2 separate regions of the Mus musculus genome follow, and region 1 is linked to region 2. A link is a loop called in an ENCODE intact Hi-C map of the cell type or tissue named here. Cell type or tissue: left cerebral cortex. All regions are shown on one strand. Links, peaks and the distances in the headings refer to the core of each region. The heading gives the core; the rest is flanking DNA. Region 1 overlaps Ripor2 (RHO family interacting cell polarization regulator 2). Region 2 has its middle 23 kb from the start of Ripor2.

What was found. Peaks named below come from ENCODE experiments on the same cell type or tissue, not always from the same donor. Only the 100,000 strongest peaks of a DNase experiment are listed, where the experiment ranks them.
Region 1: it touches region 2 in a loop (4-fold over the local background); 8 of 42 quality-filtered maps call a loop at or near these places.

Annotation. Positions count from the first base shown.
Region 1 is chr13:24,682,825-24,693,734 of GRCm38, forward strand. Ripor2 (RHO family interacting cell polarization regulator 2) reads left to right here. Exons shown (of 23, transcript NM_029679.2): 9 at 6,642-6,685. Among named protein-coding and RNA genes, the nearest start is that of Ripor2, 50 kb to the left of the region's middle. In left cerebral cortex, for the core only: a CTCF peak has its summit at 4,697 (motif pointing left); DNase peaks (open chromatin) are centred at 4,160 and 4,677; H3K4me3 peaks cover 541 bases; H3K27ac peaks cover 322 bases.
Region 2 is chr13:24,610,039-24,620,948 of GRCm38, forward strand. It overlaps a transcript of Ripor2 not described here. Among named protein-coding and RNA genes, the nearest start is that of Ripor2, 23 kb to the right of the region's middle. In left cerebral cortex, for the core only: a CTCF peak has its summit at 6,336 (motif pointing left); DNase peaks (open chromatin) are centred at 3,018, 6,324 and 7,578.

The DNA.
Region 1 (10,910 bases), core at 1,338-9,337, 73 kb after region 2:
TCTTTGAACTTTCAGGATGGTTCTGTCAGCGGCCTGATTCATTGCAGTCAAGCATACAAAGCAGAGTTACTTTGCCAGTGTTAACACAAGGATTGCCCACGTCCCAGGGCATGTAGGCCAGCACACAGAGACTGGGGTCAGCACGTGTGTTAACACAGGGCTGCTGAGGCCGTTTCTGATGTTCACTGGTATCAGATGCTTCTGTTTTTGATGAGAGGGATAATTTCTTCCATTTCATGTGTGGACACCAGTAGCCAAAAAGCATTAGATGACGTCTCCAAGGCCACACAGTAAGCTGACATCAGACTTAAAGCTGAATCCTGGGGTCCTGGCTCCTACATTAAGTTACTTTTCCCATCTCTATGACAAATACCTGATTCAAAAGGGAACTTTGGGAAGAAAGGGTTTGTTGTAGTTTATGGCTTGAGTGGGGGACACTTGGTCATGGCGGGAGGGTATAAAAGAGCTCATGGCTGTGGGGGTCTGCAGTTGAGATGCCTTAAATTTCCCAGGACCAGGAGCAGAAAAAGGACAATGCTGATGCTCACCTCACCACCACTCCTGTTTGTTTGTTTGTTTTATTCAGTTTAATATCCAAGCCTGCATTCAGGGTGTGTCTTAACTTCTAAAGATCTTGGAAACACCCTCATGGACATGTCCAAAGGGTTATGCCTCATTAATTCTCAGAGTCTCGTCCTTCCCTTCCCTTCCCTTCCCTTCCCTTCCCTTCCCTTCCCTTCCCTTCCCTTCCCTTCCCTTCCCTTTCATTTCCTTATTTCTGGATGGGGTCTCATTGAGTATTTGTTACATACCTGAAGCTGACCTTGAACTCTTGATATTCTTACCACTCACTACCCACTGAGTGCTAGGGTTATAGTCACTGTTTCGAGCAATAAGGTAGGCATACTTAGTTTGTATAACAAACGTTGTATTTTCTTATGCTGAGGGTCATCACACAAGGTTCACACTGTAAATTCTTAACTATGGTTCTTAGCCTAGCTCTCCAAATCTGCTCACCTGTGAACATAACTTAGCTAAAGGTCTGGTTTCAGTCTCCAACAGTAGTCCTGGCTCAGGAGACTCCCCAGTCTTGTGGGATCCTCACTATTTTTACATGTCTAAAAGGCATTTCTTACTCTGCTCACTATAGTCAGCCACCACCATACCCACTTCTAGGCATTCCTTATTCAAACAATTTGACCATGGAAATTAACCATCACCGCTGCCAGTACATGACCACCTCAATGCCACATTATGAAGAAGTCCTAATAATTGAGCAGACACTATCAACCATCAAATGCCAGTTTTCACTAGAGAAGGGATTCCCATCAGCTTAAAACATAAGCACCTAAAAGGTATGGCATGGGGAAGGGACTACCCACCCACCCACCCACATAATCCAAATCTCAGATCTGGAGGGAGTAAGCTTCTGTCATGGGTGGATGCCCTGGTCACCAACTGTGAACTGAGTGACTTGGGCTGAGACACTGAATGCCTGAGCCATATGCTCTGCTATCCCTCTGCCCACTTTTCTCTTATGCTTCCTTGGTTGCCCTAAACTCAACTTTTATCACCTCTACCCTCCTAACGTAAAAAACCCAGAAACTACAGCTCTGATTAAACACACACACACACACACACACACACACACACACACACACACACACGCCCCGTCCTTTTCTCCCTCCACAAAAGGAGTGAGAAGACATCCCAAATTCTCATGAGCTACTGCTGTCCATTATGTTTGATTAGTATACACCTCAACCTCTACCCTCACCCCTGTTCCCAAAGCCAAGCACTTGCATCACATTCTCAGATCTGACAACCCCTGAGTTCCTCCTGCCACACCCTCCCACACTTCCCTTTTGCTCAACTCCACAACTAACTACAATCTGAAAGGCAGTTGCCCTCGAGATGGTGATGATAAAGACATGGGGACAAGAGCTGCTAAGCTATGCACACCAGCCTCTGTCACTTCATGACCCCAGGACACCACAGTTGTCTGGAGATGCAGGGTGGAGGGGAACCTTTGAGTATCACATCCTCACGCAGTGGGCATACATGAGCAAACACATGACCAGACTGTTGTAGATGCTTGAGCCCAGGATGGATGGAGGGGTTGCTAGGGCAGAGGCAGGAGGATCTGAGTACAAAGCTAGCTGTAAACTGTCTCAAAAGAAAACAGAAAATTAAGTCGGGTCTGCTGGTCCATGCCTATAATCTTAGCACTCTTGAGGCTGAGGCAGGAGGATTGTGAGGTTGTGGCCAGCTTAGGCTTCACAGTGAGACACTGTCAAGAAAGAATGAAAAAGAAAGAAGGAAGGGAAAGGGAAAGGGAAAGGGAAAGGGAAAGGGAAAGAAAAGAAAAGAAAAGAAAAGAAAAGAAAAGAAAAGAAAAGGGCTGGCGAGGTAGCTCAGCGGGTAAGAGCACTGACTGCTCTTCCGAAGGTCCTGAGTTCAAATCCCAGCAGCCACATGGTGGCTCATAACCACCTGTAGTGAAATCTGATGCTCTCTTCTGGCGCTGTCTGAAGACAGCTACAGTGTACTTATATATAATAATAAATAAATCTTTGGGCCGAAGCAAGTAGAATTGATTGGCCAGAGTGAGCAGAGGTCCTAAGAATTCAATTCCCAACAACTACATGAAGGCTCACAACCATCTGTTCAGCAACTATGTACTCAAATACATAGAAATAAATAAATAAATAAATCTTTAAAAAAGAAAAAGAGACAGAGAGAGAAGGAAAGAAAGGCAAGAAGGAGAGAAGGAAGGAAAGAAGAGGAAGGAAGGAAGAGGAACAGAGGGACAGACAGAAAGAAGAAAAGAAAAAATAAAAAATGTTAAGTGAAGGTTCCCACTGAGGAAAGGATGGGGGGGGGGGGTGCAGAGAGCGTCCTGAATAACCTCTGGCTAGAACAACTAAACTGAAAGTCCCTCCTGAAGGCGGGGATGCTGCCCAAAGCTGTCGGGGGGGGGGGGGGGTGCTGTGATCTCTGTGCTCTGTAAAAGTGCTGTGGGGAGCTGTTGAGGCCAGATTCCAAAAACCTGTAAGGACCCAGCTGGATTCAGGACCCCAAATCAGAAAAGAAGCTAAGAACTGCGTGTCTTACAGAAAACTGCTTTTCTTCCCAACGATGACCTCATTCAAATGAGTTCCAGGAGGACACATGTCCAGAGGTCAGTGCTAGCTGGTCACCATGGCCTTTAGGATGAACTGGGAAACCTGCCCAGGAAGCAGGAAGGCCAGTACTAAGACACAGTCCGAGGTACACTCTTAGGAAGGTCATGGCAAAACTGGGAAACAATGGAGTACTTCTATGACCAGAACCGTGTCTGAGCAAAGGCAGCCAGTGGCACGGGGAGCCAGGTGAGCAGCTGTGTGGCTGTAGGTAGCTGGGAGGCTCTATAGCTGTGTAGCTGTAGATAGCTATGAGGTTGTATCTGCAACCTTTCTCCACTGTGATAAATTCTCTGAAAGAAACAACTTAAGAGGAAAACGATCCGTGGCGGCTTAAGATTTGGAGGAGTTTAGTCCACTATGGGAAGGGGAGCTATGGTAGTCGGAGAGGCCGGCAGCTGAGGCAGGGGTTAGAGTGGATCAGGAAGCCAGACACAGGCTGGAAGCAAAGCAGAGTTATAAACCTCAAGAACACACTCTCCAGTGTCTGATTCCTCCAGCTAGGCCCTAACTCTTAAAGACTCCATAACCTCCCACAACAGAGCTACCCAGCTGGTGGCCAAATGTTCAACCATGAGCGGGGGCATCATTTATCCACAGTCACACTGGGGGCAGCACCCTGTCCTCCATTCAGGCTGTGGAAGAGCTGTTGGATCATTAACACAGGAGCAAGGTAAAAGATCAAAAGAGACCCACCTGAGGGAACCCAGGGATGATTTCTGAGTGGCCATCATGAAAACCTAGCTGATACAACAGTTACCACCAAGCAGCTGAGAAAACACTGGGCTTTTCGCAGCTGTAGAAATGCCAGCAGGGCCTTGGGCCAGAATTTGCAGAACCTAGCCAGGCCCCAAAGTCCACGATAGCTGGTGCTCCAGCAGAAGTGCTCCCCCCGCCTGGGGAGCTTCGGCTGGAACTGGCTCCTCCTACCTGCTGCCATTCTGCTGTTATCACTGTCACCAGAGGCTGGAGATGCCTTATAAGGAATGTCAATAAGGTGTGTTCATTCCATGGACAGTGAGACCCAAAACTCATCACGACCCCAGCCCTCCTCCTCCCGTGATAAGAAATTTCTGGTGATTTTGAGAAGGGAGATCGTCAAAGAGTCCCCCCACCCTTCTCAACGTATCCATCATGGTACATAGTCAGCTTCCCTGAAGCGGGGTCCCTATTGTCACCTCAACATGTAACCAGCTAGTGGATTAACCAGGAGCTGATAATTTGTAGGTATTCAAAGGGTAAATAGGGTTTTCTTAGAATTAGCACATTGGGCTTCAGATTCATAAAAGCCAGCCAGCAGTGCTTTCTTTCCGATGTGTTTTTGTGGAGGTGGGGGAAAAAAGCCTAAATGCTCCAGAATTATTCATGAAAATCGCTTCCTCCAATCCTGCTTTTATTACAGTGGGTCCTCCTAAGTGGCTCATTAGCTTCTAATTGTTAGCGAGAGCTGCTCCTAAATGCATGGGCTCGCCAACTAAAAGGCATGCCAAGTTGGTGAGCTGCTGCCATCTAGTGTCGAAAGATGGTAAGAGGTGAGCCCATTTTGAAGCTTCCCTGGATTCGTCTTATTCATCACCATGCCCATGGGTCAATGGGAAGCAGATTTGTCCATTTGAGATAAATTGAGCCATTCACTGAAGGTAAAACACACAGTGTGACATCATCCTTGTTATGTCTACGTGAGTAAAATCTTGTTTGCTAGAAACACAACCCAGGGCAGGGAAGACAGCATAAAGCGAGCAAAAGGATATGGGTTTGGATCTGCAGAGCCCACATAAAAAGCTGGGCATCGGGTCATGTGATTATAATCCCAACTTGGCCTCTGATGGAAAAGGGACTTGAGATGGGTAGTAGGTCCCTGTGCTTTCTGGCCAGCCAATCTAACCAAACAGCAACCTCCAGGTTCAGTAAGAGATCCCATCTCAAAAAGGAAAAAAAAAAAAAAAAAAAAAAAAAAAGGGTCTATGAAGCATCCGCAAACATAGGCATACATATGCCTGTGTATACATGCACAAGCACGTACAAGCACAGGAGAAACTTGCCCCAGGACTCAAAGGTTAGAAATAGAAAACGTCTGTGCTGATTTTTTCACTGCAATTATGTCATAGTTTTTTTTTTTTAGTGAGAAATTCTAAAATGTAAATTAATATTTTCACCCTCACACAGTGGGCTTTTGGTAAATATCAATAGGAAGGTGGAAAGGGTAATGGAAGCTGGGACTCTGGAGCTGTCCCAGGGCGGCGGCCGTGTATTCTGACAAGGTGTTGCTGCTGAAGCGGTAGGCTCAAGTTGACCTGCAGATGACACAGGGGAAGAAAAGGCACCTTGTGCTAACTGGATCTGTCAATCAACGCAGGCTAGAGTCACCTGAGAGGAGGGCGCCTCATTTGAGAAAATGCCTCCATAAGATCCAGCCATAGAACATTTTCTTAATTTGTGATGATGGGGAAGGGCCCAGCCCATCGTGGGTGGTGCCATCCCTGGACTGGGAGTCCTGGGTGCTATAAGAGAGCAGGCTGAGAAAGCCAATAAGCAGAAACCCTCCATAGCCTCCATGACCTTCGTATCAGCTCCTGACTCTAGGTTCCTGCCCTGTTTGGGCTCCTGTCCTGACTTCCGTTCACTGATGAATCGTGACAGTGACGCTTCAGCTAAATAATCGCTTTCCTCCCCAAGTTGCTTTGGTCATGGTGTTTCATCGCAGCATTAATCATCCTAAGACACACTTCTTCTTTTGAAGGAACAGGCTATTGGCAGTTTGTTGATTGGATTTAGTTTGTTTTCTTTTCTTTATTTATATTTATTTTTATGTGCAGTTGAGTTCTGTCTCTGTCAGATCCTGGAGCTGCAGACAGTTGTGAGCTGCCACGTGGGTGCTGGGAATTGAACCCAGGCACTCTAGAAGAACAGTCGGTGCTCACAATTGCTTAACCATCTTTCTAGCCCCTGGGTTTGTTTTCTTAATCACCAGTGTGGGGTACATGACAGTCTACTTCTAGCAAGTTCATAAGCATCAACAGTGGCATCACTGTGCTATATAAGTAGAATGAGAGAAACAGGAATGAGTGTGCTGCAGACAAGTGACAGGTGTGGGGACAAGGACTCACAGGAAGGTATCTAGTGTCACAGATCTTGGGAGACAGGAAAACCAAGAGGCCAGTTTATTTGCATGGGAATATTTTGGTCAGTGAAAGAATAGGTCTTTTTGGTCCTGCTGCCCTGATCCTGAAATCTGCCAAAGGTACACAGAGTTCTCACCACCCAACAGACTCCCCTTGAAACCTCCTCCCACCACCCTAAGGGGCATGTCCTGCTAGCTGTATATCCCCACAAAGGCTATTCTCTGAAGATGCTCCTACACCTGTTACATTATTACATGAGTTTTTAACCCATGACAAATTGTGTCTCTAAAGAAGGGAAATGTGTTCTGCAACTCACAGAACGATCTCTTGTTTTCAGGTCTGGCTGGCTTTGCCCGCCTCTGTCCTGGAGATCAATATGAAGTAAGTAATGTGTTGGTCTGCATGTTGGCATTGAAGGCTTGAAGGGCTATAGTTATGATTGTTGTTGTTGTTGCTGCTGCTGCTGCTGCTGTTCTGGTACTATTAACCAAGGAACTTGTACATGCTAAGCAAATGCTCTACCATTGAGCTACATCTTCAGTCAATGTTTTACTTTTTTAAAATGTGTGTGTGTGTGTGTGTGTGTAGAGGAGTGCCTATATGTGTTTGTGTAGGTATGTGCACAGGATGCAGGTGCCTACAGAGACCAAAGCTTGAGTTTGGGGCAGTTGTGCTTCCTGTAGATGCTGGAAACTGAACTTGGGTTCTCTGCAAGAATAGTATGTGCTCTTAATGCTGAGCCATTTCCCCACTTCTACTTTTTATTATTGAAACCGCAGTTCATAAAGTTGTTTGTTCAAGCTAAAACTTGAACTTGTGATCCTCCTGCCTCAGTTTGGATGTCAGGCATGTACCATCAGGCCTGAGTCCAGTTGTTATTATTTTTCCTTCATTTGTCTTTTAACATTTTGAGCCAGTGAGAAAGTCTGGAGGGTAATCTGAGAACTGACTCCCACATGTGGAACATGGCAGTTCCATACACCCCACTATTACCATCCTCATATACGTCGCTCACTACCAATTATGACCCTTCCTCCCTCAGTTCCTCTCCCAACACTGAAAGGACAATCTTTCACATAAGACCCAGACAATTCTTTTATTATTATTATTATTATTATTATTATTATTATTATTAGATATTTTCTTTATTTACAATTCAAATGCTATCCTGAAAGTCCCCTATACTCCCCCCACTCCCCTACCCACCCACTCCCAGTACAGGGCCCTGCCATTCCCCTGTACTGGGGCATATAAAGTTTGTAAGACCTAGGGGCCTCTCTTCCCAATGATGGCCAACTAGGCCATCTTCTGCTATATATGCAGCTAGAGACACGAGCTCTGGGGTACTGGTTAGTTCATATTGTTGTTCCACCTATAGGGTTGCAGATCCCTTCAGCTCCTTCGGTGCTTTCTCTAGCTTCTCCATTGGGGCCCTGTATTCCATCTTATAGATGGATGTGAGCATCCACTTCTGTATTTGCCAGGCACTGGCATAGCCTCACAAGAGACAGCTATATCAGGGTCCTTTCAGCAAAATCTTGCTGGCATATGCAATAGTGTCTGGGTTTGGTGGCTGGTTTATGGGATGGATCTCTGGGTGGGGTAGGCTCTGGATGGTCCATCCTTTCGTCTTAGCTCCAAATTTTGTCTCTGTAACTTCTTCCATGGGTGTTTTGTTCCCTATTCTAAGGAGGAATGAAGTATCCACACTTTGGTCTACCTTCTTCTTGATTTTCTTGTGTTTTGCAAATGCATCTTAGGTATTCTAAGTTTCTGGGCTAATATCCACTTATCAGTGAGTGCATATCAAGTGACTACTTTTGTGATTGGGTTACCTCACTAAGGATGATATCCTCCAGATACATCCATTTGCCCAAGAATTTCATAAATTCATTGTTTTTAATAGCTGAGTAAGTACTCCATTGTATAAATATACCACACTTTCTGTATCCATTCCTCTGTTGAGGGGCATCTGGGTTCTTTCCAGCTTCTGGCTAGTGTAAATAGGGCTACTGTGAACATAGTGGAGCATGTGTCCTTATTACCAGCTGATATATACCTAGAAGATATTATTATATCTTCTAGGTATATGCCCAGGAGAGGTATTACAGGATCTTCCGGTAGTACTATGTCCAATTTTCTGAGGAACTGCCAGACTGATTTCCAGAGTGATTGTACAAGCTTGCAATCCCACCAGCAGTGTTCCTCTTTCTCCACATCCTCACCAGCATCTGCTGTCACCTGAATTTTTGATCTTAGCCATTTTGACTGGAGTGAGGTGGAATCTCAGGGTTGTTTTGATTTGCATTTCCCTGATGATTAAGAATGTTGAACATTGGGCTGGTGAGATGGCTCAGTGGGTAAGAGCACCCGACTGCTCTTCCGAAGGTCCAGAGTTCAAATCCCAGCAACCACATGGTGGCTCACAACCATCCGCAACAAGATCTGACTCCCTCTTCTGGAGTGTCTGAAGACAGCTACAGTGTACTTACATATATTAATAATAAAATAAATCTTTAAAAAAAAAAAAAAAGAATGTTGAACATTTTTTCAGGTGCTTCTCAGCCATTCGGTATTCCCCACTTGAGAATTCTTTGTTTAGCTCTGTACCTCCTTTTTTTTTTTTTTTTTTTGGTTTCTCTGTATAGCCCTGGCTGTCCTAGAACTCACTTTGTAGACCAGGCTGGCCTCAAACTCAGAAATCCGCCTGCCTCTTGTACCCCATTTTTTAATGGGGTTATTTGAATTTCTGGAGTCCAGCTTCTTGAGCTCTTTGTATATATTGGATATTAGTCCCCTATCAGATTTAGTATTGGTAAAAATCCTTTCCCAATCTGTTGGTGGCCTTTTTGTCCTATTGACAGTGTCTTTTGCCTTACAGAAGCTTTGCAATTTCATGAGGTCCCATTTGTCAATTCTTGATCTTACAGCACAAGCCATTGCTGTTCTGTTTAGGAATTTTTTTCCCCAGTGCCCATATCTTTGAGGCTTTTCCCCACTTTCTCCTCTATAAATTTCAGTGTCTCTGGTTTTATGTGGAGTTCTTTGATCCACTTAGACTTGAGCATTGCACAAGGAGATAAGAATGGATCAATTCGCATTTTTCTACATGATAACCGCCAGTTGTGCCAGCACCATTTGTTGAACATGCTGTCTTTTTTCCACTGGATGGAGACCCAGACAATTCTTAACACCTATAACCTTTATCATTGCCTCTTAGTTATTCTCTCTCTCTCGCTCGCTCTCTCTCGAGGACATAAATACAGGTCAGGTTAGACCTAGTTAAAAGCAGATAAATGCAGATAAATGTAGGTTTATTAGGCACTGCTCATTGGTGTGTTTATCTGTCCCAAAGAATAGGACTAAGGAAGTCACAACTGGACTAAGTCACAACTTGACTGCATGCAGCCAAGAATATAAGTGTGGCCTGACACAAAATTAAAAGCTTCACACATTAGGAGATATTTTTTGTGTATGTGAAAATTTTGGGTCACTCAATTGCACAGTTCTTGAGTGTGAACTTTCTGTATGACAGTGTCATCTGCTCATACCCAAAGGTTGGACATGACTAACACCTGATTATAGAGTTTTCTTTGTCAAAAAAAATGTACTTATAAACTTCATTGTAGCTCATATCTGAAGGGATTATTATTTAAGACATCCTGACCCTGTCTCAGAAACAAAACTTTCTCAAAATCAAAAGGCCATTTGTCTCTTCCTTCTTCAAAAGAGCATGCATGTAATAATTTCCTCTCTTGGCAGAGGCTCTGAGGCCATTCACACCAACTGCCCTCCTCTGCCCAGAGTCTGGAAGGTCCCGACCCTTACCAGCATCACCAGAGACAGATCTTTATTCGTCTCTACAGGAGCTGGGGTCAGCAGAGCTCCAGTTCCCATGGCTGATGGACTGATGTAGGGTTAAAAAAAAAAAAGACAGGTTTTATGTGAGTGGGCAGATTGACACAGAGCTATGACCGCCATTGAAAGTGCCTATGTAGATTTATTTTGTATCTGAGTGCTTGCCTTCATGTATGTCTTTACACCGTGTGTGTGTGTGTGTGTGTGTGTGTGTGTGTGTGTGAGAGAGAGAGAGAGAGAGAGAGAGAGAGAGATGCCTGAAGAAGACGGAAGAGGGTGTTGGATCTCCCTGGAACTGGAATTAAAGTCGCTATAAGCCATAGTGTGGGTCCTGGGAAGCAACCCTCAGTCCTCCGCAAGAGCCGCAAGTGCTCTTGGCCTCTGAGCCAACGATCCAGCCGCTGCTCTAACCTTTTACTAAAGAAACATCCACACCCTGAGCTAGAGAACCAGAGTGCACTCCTAAACTGGTCCAGATTTGTTACAACACGGCCTGAATATTAGCACTCAGGAGGCAGAGGCAGGTAGAGTGCTGTGAGTTGGAGACCAGCCAGGTCTACTTAGTGAGTTCCAGGGTAACCAGTGCTACATAGTGAGACACTGTTTCAAGTCAATAAACTAAACCTCCTCTACACTCCTCACGCGCTCCACTGAGAACCCAGACTGGGTGGGCAGGGGAATGAAGGGTGTGGGCCAGATTCCTGGCTCTTGGATCTGGGCAATTGGGAGGGAAGGTGGAGTCTGGTGA
Region 2 (10,910 bases), core at 1,386-9,385:
GTTGTGATGAACTATAGCTCACAAACCATGAACCATGCCTCCCCTCTCTGACTTTGCCTTTTATCTGGTATTTGGTCACAGCAATGAAAAAAAATGTAACTAATTCGGGGGTTCATGAAAGAGATAGCTCTTGAACTAAGCTCCGAAGATAAGTAGACATTTTCCAAGTTGGGAGACCAGATAGGAGGGGCCTTCTGGGTAAGGAAGCCATGTAAGCAAAGACTTGCAATGGGGAGCTGAAAACAAAGCCCATTACCCTTATTCCTTACAGATATTCTGGTCAGCATGGTGTAGTATTGAAGGATGTGGACTCTGAGGCCTGGGTCAAATGTCAGCCTCTCTGCCACTTACCAGACTCAAGATTTGGGCAAGCCACTTTACTCTTTGAACCTTAAATTGCAGATACTAATTATACCTGTGTATAGGCTTGGTGTAAAAATTCAGTAAGCCAATAAGTTTAGAGCTATATGCAGCATTGTATATATGTTAGCTTTTACTTACACATGTTCTTTTTCCATTCTGCCCACTTGGGGATTTTTATATAAATTCAATCATACTATTTGTGTTGTATAAGATTTCTTAGTTTGTGTAATATTCAGGAAATTCTTACATATAAATGCATTATCTAATTCCATTAACTTTTCTCCTCACCTAACCATCAAACATGCACAGCTTCTTTCTCAGGTGATTGTAAAATCTGGAGACAAAGGCTGTGTTTTCTGTATCTCTGCGTTCAAGAGAGTCTTCGCAGCTTCTGCCCTGATTTTGTTAGTTATTTTTAAGACATCTCAATTGGAGCGAAGGAGACTAGAGGAGAGATGATTTGGATATAAAATATCTCCCATGGGCTCATGTGTTTGAGTAGTTGGTCTCCATCTGGTAACACCATTTGGGGGGATTGTGAGACCTTTAGGAAGTGTGTCTTCAGAGGAAGACGTGGATCAGTGAGTCCGGTTATGAGATATACACCAGCTGTTCCCTCTGCTTCCTCACAGCTGATACTATTACTCTCTCACTGCTGATACATCATTCTCAGCTGCCACAAATATAAGCCATTCCCAACCACAGCTTCCGTCCTCCTCTGGGATGAACTGTATCCTCTTGAACTGTGAGAGCCAAAAATGGAAATTTCCTCCTTCACCGTGTTTCTGTCCTTGTCTCTGTCTGATATCACATTCTATTATGGCAGCAAAAAAAGTAACTGATCCGAGTACTGAGGGTTACTGAGACTTTATATAGGGCATGTGTCTTAGTCACTGTTCTACTGCTGTGAAGAGACACCATGCCCACGGCAACTCTTATAAAAGAAAGCATTTCCTCGAGGCTGGCTTACAGTTTCAGAGATTTACTCCATTATTATCATGGCAGGAAGCATGGGGGCTGGAGAGGTAGCTGAGAGTTCTGTATCAAGATCTACAAGCAGCAGGAAGAGAGAGACACTGGGCCTGGCCTAGGCTTTTGAAACTTCAAAGCCTGCTCTCTAATCCTTTCAAATAATGCTGTGCCCTGAGCATTCAAATAGATGAGCTTATGGGAGCCTTCTTACCAAAACCATCACAGCGTAGGGAAGGTGCATTCTCCATCCCCATAGGGACTTTGAAATGTGCTCTAAGATGCCCCATGGGGCTTTTAGATGGGATGATTAGAACAGAAACTTACTGTGCACTGTTGTCTTCGAGTTTTATTTCTGTGAAGAGACACCATGATCACAGCAACACTTCTAAAAGAAAACTTAACTGGGGCTGGCTTACAGTTCAGAAATTCCTCAGCCCATTATCCTCATGGCGTAAAGCATGGTGGCATACAGGCAGATGTGGAGCTGTGTAGTTAAGAGTTCTACATCTGGATTGGTAGGCAGTAGGAAGAGACAGACACACTAGGCCTGCCTTGGACCTTTGAGACCTAAAAACCCACCCCAGTGACACACTTCATCCCACAAATTCATACCTACTCCATCAAGGCCACACTTCCCGTGGGACTATTGGGGTCATTTGTATTCAAACTACTACAACTTGTGTGGTCCTGATTTAAATTATTCTATTTAATCCTCAAAACTAGCCAAACCCGTGAGCACAGTTGTTTGCTGGGCCTGTCATGACAGTATACCATGAACTAGGTGGTTTTCAACAGTGATACTCACTGCTGCATAGTTCTAGAGCCTGGAAACCAGAGGTCAAGTGTCGTTAGAGATGATTCCTTCTAAGGGATGAGAGAGAAAGCCCACTCATGTCTCTTCTCGTGCTTTATTGGCCGTCTATGGTATTGTTCATAGATCTCTGCCTTTGTCCTCAAGTGGTGCACTCTTCTTCCCATGTCTCTCTTTAAATGTCCTCATTTTATAAGAGACCTGTTCATATTGGATTAAGGATCCCTGTTCCATTATGATAATGAGCTCAGGATCCCCCTACTGCATTGTGATGATGTGTGCTCATGTTCACCACTTATAGTCATCACAAGCCCTATTCCCAAATAAGGTCACATGACGACTCCAGCGCCTGGTTCTGCAGGGACACAGTTTCACTTATTCAGAGGTAGGGAAACAGACCTGAAAAGGTTACATTGACACAGATGGTTGTGACCGAACACCTGGCAAAAAGCAATTGAAGGAAGGAAGGAAGGACGGAAGGTTGGCTATTTGGCTAAAGGGTTTTAGGGTCTAGTCCACCGTGGCTGGGAAGCACAGCAATGGAAACGCGAGGCAGCTGGTCACATTGTGTCTGTAGTCAGGAAGCTGGGAGATGAATGCTGGTGTGCACTCTCTCTCTCCTTTTCATTCAGCCCACTGGATGGTGGTCGGTGGGACACACTTGACGAGGCTACGAACACAGGGCGATGGCTGAGAACGACTCGGCTCCCATCCTCTCTTTTGTCTCAACTGCGCAAGATAAAACTCTATACCACAGCCAGGTTCTGACATCTGGACCTAATTCACTCAGCTTATGCTATTAATTCACCAGAAATAGCATTTTCATAGGAACTGGGGTAAGGAGGTGGGTGGCCAGAAGCAACGGAGATCTAGGGCAAGCTGTCTGCCTCTTGCTATTTTTCGAGTGAACACTACTGGCTTTTGGGACAAGACAGTTCCTCCTACCCTAATGGGCAGTTCCTGTCCATTTGCAGGAAGCGTCCTGCCCTAAGGGGCAAGACCCATGTACCATAAATGATCCCCAGCCATTGCTCAATCCCAGCACACAGCATTTCTAGGCTTTCCCTGAAGGGCAGTCTCTGCCCTGGTTGAGATGGCCGGTGATCCCAGCAGGACTCAGCATGTCCCTACTTTTGGGGGAACCTCCCCATAGGAACTGGTTCATAGATAGACCCTCGATAGTGCTGCTGGTCCATCCTCAACGACTCTTGACCCCTGGGTTAACTGCTTGACTTGCTTAGCCCTACCATCAAGATTCCCCTTGGGAAACAATTGGCATAATTCCAAGGCAGTTACAGAAGGAAGGAACGGGCTCTCAGCGCAAAGGTAACACTGGGAGTCTTCAAAAACACACAGTAAACAAGACTAAAAATAAACACTTGGGGTGAACCACAGCTCCTCAACTGACACCTTCCTTCATTTGCATCTTCTGCCTCTAGAAAAGCCCCAGATGGGGTTGTAGTATCTATCTGTCACACACTGGTGGAATCTGTTGGGTAGTTCTGGGTGGTGGTGCAAACCACTGGTGGTCACGTGAAAGCTGGGCTTTAACTCCTCCCTTTTGGAGGGACTGCTGCTGGGTTGGGTTGTTTTTTGTTTGTTTGTTTGTTTTTTAAGCTACATTTTCTTTGTTCTCCTTCTTCTTCTTCTTCTTCTTCTTCTTCTTCTTCTTCTTCTTCTTCTTCTTCTTCTTCTTCTTCTTCTTCTTCTTCTCCTTCTTCTTCTTCTTCTTCTTCTTCTTCTTCTTCTTCCTCCTCTTTACTGATGAAAGTCCTAAGTATCAGAATGAGTAAATGTTATGCAATGGACATTGTCAGACACAGACCTATTATCTGCTCACTGATGTGGGTTGGTTAGAACTAGGAAAAGCCCGGGTGAATGCTACAGTTGCTTTAAGTGTTACTCTAAAGTTGCCCTCAAATGAAAGAGGTTTACAAAGGAGGAAAACGCAACTGTTGCTAAGGGAAACAAACAAAAAAAAAAAAAAAAAAGCTCATGTCTTCCAAATGCAGGCTTTGGTGTAGCACAAGGCTTGCTTTACTTTCAAATAAACTGTCATTGAAGCAAAAGCAAGATATGAGAAATGTGAGCCTTTCTCTTTCAACACTACCCATTGTGTTGAGATTCATAAGCAGGAAAGCTAAGAGCCCACCGTCCTCTCAAAGAAATATGAAAGTTGGTGCTTTGAAATAGAACTTATCAAACTCTGCCTGAGTGATATCTATGCTGGAATCCGACTGGATCTGCATCCCCTTCCGAAACAAGTCTTTCTTCTCAGTGGTGAGAATTACCTCACCTGGAGTTCACACTGCAAAAAGTTTCAGAAGGCTTTTCATATGAATGAAGCTGCTTTCTTCAGGGCAGATGCGGAAGCTGCCCTCCCCAGGGCTTGGGCAATCCGCTGTGGGGAAGGAAATCGCCTCCCAGGCAGTGTGGCTGCTCAGAGCTAAAGTGGCTCCCGTGTGTCCTAGGTTGTGAGTGCCTTCAGCTCCTGGTCTTCCCACAATGCAATTCCTTGACCCTGAGGATCTTCTGGATGAAGAGGATGACATTTTTGGCGAAGGTAAACCCATCTCTCTGGCAGGAGCCAGGCTGCGCTGCTCTACTGTGGGAACCTTTCAAGTGCTTTGTATGAAGGAAGATAGTTGTTCGGAGCAAGGCGATCATAATGGGGCACAAGGCAAGGCAAGGACATTGCAGTTGAGCGATTGTTCCGAAGGTTATGTTTTTAAAGGATTACAGCTAAGTAAAGATCTGCTTTAGGCCAGAAAAATAGAACGGAGATTTTATACTTTGTCCCTCATATGTGTGCTCTTTGATGACATCCAAAGGGAAGGCTGTCACAGTACTTTGTGTGTGCCAGGCCCTGGGGTAGGAACTGAATGAATGGGGCCAGAGGGCTTCTTTCTCCTGGTGACCAGCCAGCCCTCCTCTCCTCCCACCTCCCACCCCCTTCTCTTCCTAGATCCTTCTCCTCCCTCCATCCCTCCTTCTACTTGGCTGTCCCCCTCCCTTTGTTCTGTCACATTCATTTGTTACCAGGCTCTTCATTTTTCTTTTCCTTGTGTGTGTAGGGGGTCGGGGTTGAATCCTGGGCACACCCGACACCCTCTGGCATTGCTTAGCTTTCCATCTCGATTCACAGATCTTCAGTTAATCGTGCAGTTGGGCTTAGTGTTTTAAAAAGGCAGGCAGTAACCTCCAGATGTCTTATTCTAATGCTGCAACCAGATGGGTCATAGGCAAAAACCTTTCTAGAATTTGGAATTGCCTAAATGGATGGGAATTGGGACTGGGGGAACCTCAGATTTTTCATAAAATACCTTGTTTGGGTTTTTTTTTTTTTTAAGTCTGTTAAGTAGTATAAAAGGGATACTGGGAGTGAGGGGGTGTACCCTGTCTCCTAAATCTTACAAGTTCAACCAGGTAAGAATCAAGTGTGTGCACTGAGAAGCCCTGTGCTCCAGGCTATTCCTGCTATCTACGCTTACTTTGTTTTAGCCATAGAAATATTTAAAATTAGAGTTTATGAGTGTGGCCCGGGGACACATCCTTGTAATTCCAGCACTGGTGTGTGGAGACAGGAGGATCGGTAGTCAAGGGCATCCTCGGCTACATAGTACATTGAGTCCAGCCTGAGCTATGAGAGACATTGTGTCAAAAGAAAATGTAAATGACATCATACGATAATAATGCAGGCCAGGCATGGTGGCACACGCCTCTAATCTCAAGACTTAGGAGGCAAAGGTGAGGAGTTCAAGGCCAGCTTGGGCTACACAGTGTGATCTTGTTAGAAAAAAAATAAGCAAAAACAAAAGTAAGATAAGATCATGATTGGGGTTTTTATCAGTGTCTATTGGTGAGAGGGATCCCTGTTGAGCTTTGCTGCTGGTGACTCAGGCTTCCATCTGATGCTTTGCTTGACTGATGGGCACTGAGAACGGCGGGTGTCTTGAAGTCTTAGGCTTGGGCTCTCTGTTCTTTGACTTCCCCTCCTGGAGTTGGTGGTTACTTAGAAACCAGGTTAACAATTACAACTAGAAAGATTCGCCTACTTTGGATAATCGCCTACTTTGCAGCCACTTTTCCCTCCAGGTGTGACACTCTAAAATGTCCAGTCCACATTTTCCTATCCAGAGGGATTTTTCTTTGTATCTGGGTCCGGTGCCGAAGAGCGCCATCTACAGGTCAGAGCACAAGCCTGGATCAGGCATGGGCCCATCCTGAAAGGAAGGATCACAAAGCAGGGCTCCGCCAATCTGCAGACCTCCTGCTGAGCACCCATAGCTATCAAGGTCATTGTTTTAAATTATTGTTTTATATGTACGGGTTGCTTGCCTGCATCTATGTCTATGTGCCACATGCCTGACATCTGTGGAGACCAGAGGAGAGTGTCTGGTGTCCTGGGATAGGCTTAACAGACAGTTGTGAGATGTCAGTCGGTGCGGGGAATCAAACCCAGGTCCTCTAGAAGATCAGCCCATGCTCTTAACCACTTATCCCCCTCAACGCCATTATTTTATCCTCAGTGACCGGTGTCATTTCAGAGCAGCTTTAGACTTGAATTCTAGTTCTGTCTTGCACAGGTTTTGCAATGTAACTTCCGTTTCCTCAATGGCAATGTGAGATTGCAGCATCCATTTGGCTGTATAGCTTAGCTTTCATCGAAGGGTCCTAACTATTTGTCTTGCTCTTCCGTGGAGCATATTGGTTAACTTACTCCTTAGAGACCAGAGCGAATCCTTCGAGAACACCAATCAGTACGCTTTCATTGGTTTTCACAGTCATGGCTCACTGCTAGTTCATGTGGGACCTGGGTTTTAAGTAGTATCTCACTTTAAGAAGGAATGTGTAGGCTCTGCCTGGGTTTTGCCCGTTAATCTGCTTTGTGACCTCAAACAGATTGTCTAACCCCTTGTCCTCCAGTTTACTCACTTGAGAAATGGAGCACAAACCTCCTGGGACTGTGTGCAGATTACAGCCTATTCCAGGGAAGTACTTAGACTAGTACTCCGTGAACAGTAATGTACTTACTGCCGTGCTTGCAAACATACACTCATGTCATAGAATGGGGATTCTGTTTTCCCTGCCATGTAGAATTGCCGGAACATGGGCAGGTCATTGATCCTCTCTGAGCCTCATCCTGTATTGAAAGCACAAGACTTATCCATTGTCTGAGGCCTCTGTTTTGTTTTGTTTCCATTTTCCTGTTAAATTATTTCAGCTAGCATACAAAATGATGGGTTTTATTTTCACACACTTGGGTGTACTGTACTTTGCTCATACGAATCCCTCCACTCCCACTCATCCCCCACTTTGACTCTCTTTGCTGAGACATCATTTCTAAAAACCTCGGCTCTCTGCCTGACCTCACCATCAGGACATTTGCACCCGGAGTGCATGACCACCCAGGTTTCCCTGGGCTTTCTGTTCTCTGACCTGCTGGAGAAAGCAGTGCAGTCCCCACACAGTGAGTCTCTTCCCACACACAGAAGGGAACCACTCAGGAAGCTTGTTGTTAGGGCAACCCTGTTACTTTACAGCTGACACATATTTTTTTTAAAAGGAACCATCTTCCCCCTCTCACAGGTTTTGTACAGATGCAGAAAGAGCTGGAAAGGAAAAGAAAGCCAGTAGTGCTTACAAGGTGTTCGCTCACCGCCTCTCTGAGATCCTGTTTGTTCTCTGTGGTTAGAGAAAATGTTAAGGTTCACAGAGCTAAGAAGCATGGGGTGCCACTCTTGTTATTTCCAGAGAAAGGGGGAGGGAGAGAGAGAGAGAGAGAGAGAGAGAGGATGTTTACTTACACATAACACTCTAATTCTTCTTCCTCCCTCTCCCTTCCTCTCCCCTCCCTCCCTCTCTTCCCTCCCTCTTCCCCTCTCCACCCCCCACTCACACCCACAGCCTTAAGCATGCTTTCTAGACATCCACAACCTCACTGTGTCATTGGAAAACAGTTACTATCGAGTAGCCATGAACTTTTCATAGAAAAGTGGGTGATTCGATTATCAAGGCATTGAAAAATTGAAAATCCAACTGCTGGCACTATGCGCTGTTTCTTTTTGTGGTTTCACACTTATCAAATTAAAGGGAATTCATCCATGTCATTGCTAGGCAACCTTGACAGTGGTGGACACACCACTGTATGGATTGTCTTTCAGAGAAGAGACCACCAATCCTGCGGGAAGACTCAGTTCTAAGGCCGTCAGTCAGCCTGTTAGCGTGGAAATTGCACCTTAGCAGCCTCCTGGTTTGGAAGCCCCAGCCTGGCTGCTTCTGTTTTGAGAACTGCTCAGTGGCTGCGGTCCAGTGCAATGATTGGGACAGTAAAACCCCACGAGTTCACAATGTGTGTGCAAAGTATCGCTTGGACTCTTGTGTTCCCATAGCTCTTAAGATCTCACTTCAAGACCTCATCCAACTGCAAACGTTTTGCCCGCTCTCTCTGTTCCCAGAGCTGGTAGGCCACATGGTAGCAGAGGCACACACATTCATATCCTGGAGGAGCTTCTTCGGTCTCCTCAAAGAAGGCTTCTAGGTATGCCAGGGTAGGGTGGTACCCAAGGGGTACCTTCCCCTTCTCAAAGGAAGAAAGGGGAGAGGGCCTGTGTGAGGAGGGATAGGGGCTTTGATCAGAATGTAAAGTGAATACACAAATTAAGGAGGGGAATGGCTTCTATATGGAGAGGAACTAGATGCCTCTAGTGCCTAAGACTGAAGAGACTAGCAGGTGTTTGGAACAAATTCACTCATTTTTTAAAAAATAAGTATCATCTTTCCCCAGGGCAGTCAGTCTTGGCACGTGCTGTTCTTGCAGAGGACCCAGGTTCAATTCCCAGCACCCATATGATGGCTCACAACCATCTGTAGCTCCAGTACCGGGGGTTTTGACACCCTCTTCTGGCAGGCACACATGTGGTGTGTAGACAAAATACCCATATCATTAAATTAAACGTTAAAAAGAAAAAAGAAAGAAAGTTGGTCTGTGTGCTTTCCTTTCCAAAGGAAACTTTACCTCAGAGCAAAAGGCTCTCAAAATGTATCAAGAAATTGTTAATTAGGATGCAAGCTAAGCTCTGCCTCTCTATGTAGACTGTTTATAAAACTACATGTTTCCCCACATCAGGTAAAGGAGCCTAGCCCTAACACTACGTGGCACTCCAAGACTCAGAGACTGGATAGCCCAGAGACCTAAGATAGAACCAAAGATGCCCAGAAAAAAAAAAAAGTTACTGAAGTGATTCCTAGTGCTATTCTGCAATATTCATAGATTGGTGCCTACCCCATTAGCCATCAGAGAGGCTTCATCCAGCAACTGATAGAAACAGATGCAGAGACCCACAGCCACATATTAGACGGAGCTCAGAGAATCCTGCAGAAGATGGAGAGAAAGGATTGTAGGAGCTAGAAGACTCATGGACACTACAAGAAAACCCACAGAATCAGCCAACCTTGGCTCACAGGGGCTCACAGAGAGTGAATCACCAACCAGGAAGCTTGCATAGGACTGACCTAGGCCCCTCTGCACATAGGACTGACCTAGGCCCTCTGCACACATGTTACAATTGTGTAGCTTGACCTTCTTGTGGGACTCCTAACAGTGGGAGAAGGGGCTGTCTTTGATTCCTTTCTTGGCTTTTGGGACCCTTTTCCCTCATGCTGGATGATCTTATCCAGCCTTACTCCAAGGGGAGGTGCCTAGTTTTACTGCTACATGATATGCTATGCTTGGTTGCCCAAGAGGGGCAGGAGAAATGGAGGAGTGGGGAGTGGTGGCAAAGGGGAGGTGGGAGCAGGGACTGAGAGGAGAGGAGGGAGGGAAAACTGAGGTTGAGATAGAAAATTAATGATGATGACGATGATGAGCCAAGATGGCTTGTGAATTACATTTGCCCCTTGCAAAATTAAAACATGACAGGAGGGAGGAAGAGGGAAGGAAGGAAGGAAGGAAGGAAGGAAGGAAGGAAGGAAGGAAGGAAGGGAAGGAAAACTAAATTAAGATTATATATAAAAGCAATAAATCCAGGAAGCTCAGACTGGTTGAAACTTCACAGAAAAAGTAAAGGAAACAAAACACAAGCCTTGGAAGAGTGTTGGGGCGGGGTGGGGTGGGGTGCTCTATGATTATTCTACATTTCCTTTCATATAAAAGCATACGATAATTGTTACTTAACTGTATTTGATCTTTCTCAAAAATATCTGGGGTTCTCAAGTGGACCCACACGGGATTGGAAAGCAGGCAGGAAGAGGCTGTCCTAGTTTGACAGAGTAAGAAGAATTGGTAACTCTCTGCTTTCACCGTTTGCCAAGACTGTTTGGATCCGTTCGTTTCCAGCCTGGGTTCCTGGATAAACAGTTTGGATGGAAATCATTTCCCTGCTCTCTCACAGGGTCCGGAGCAGACACAGACCTCCCCACAGTTATTCATGCCTGTGTGACCTCGGCCTTGGATCACTGAACATTCCCTTCCCATGGATGTCTAGGAAGCTTTCTTTGGCTGGTGCCAGCAAGATGGTGTCACTTCAGGGACACAGACCAAAATAGCACACTGAACTAAAGCTATGCAGGCCAGAGCAGCCACCAGTCTACCCTCTGATTTATGGCCTCCAGTGACCTCACAGTGACCTATTTAGATCTGCCGATGCTAAAAGGGGGTTGATAGTACAAAATGGGCAGGCCAGATGTTTATTTTAATATTTTTGAACAGTCAGAAAAGTCTGAATATGTTAGGAAGACTGGAAGATATATTTGAGCATTTATT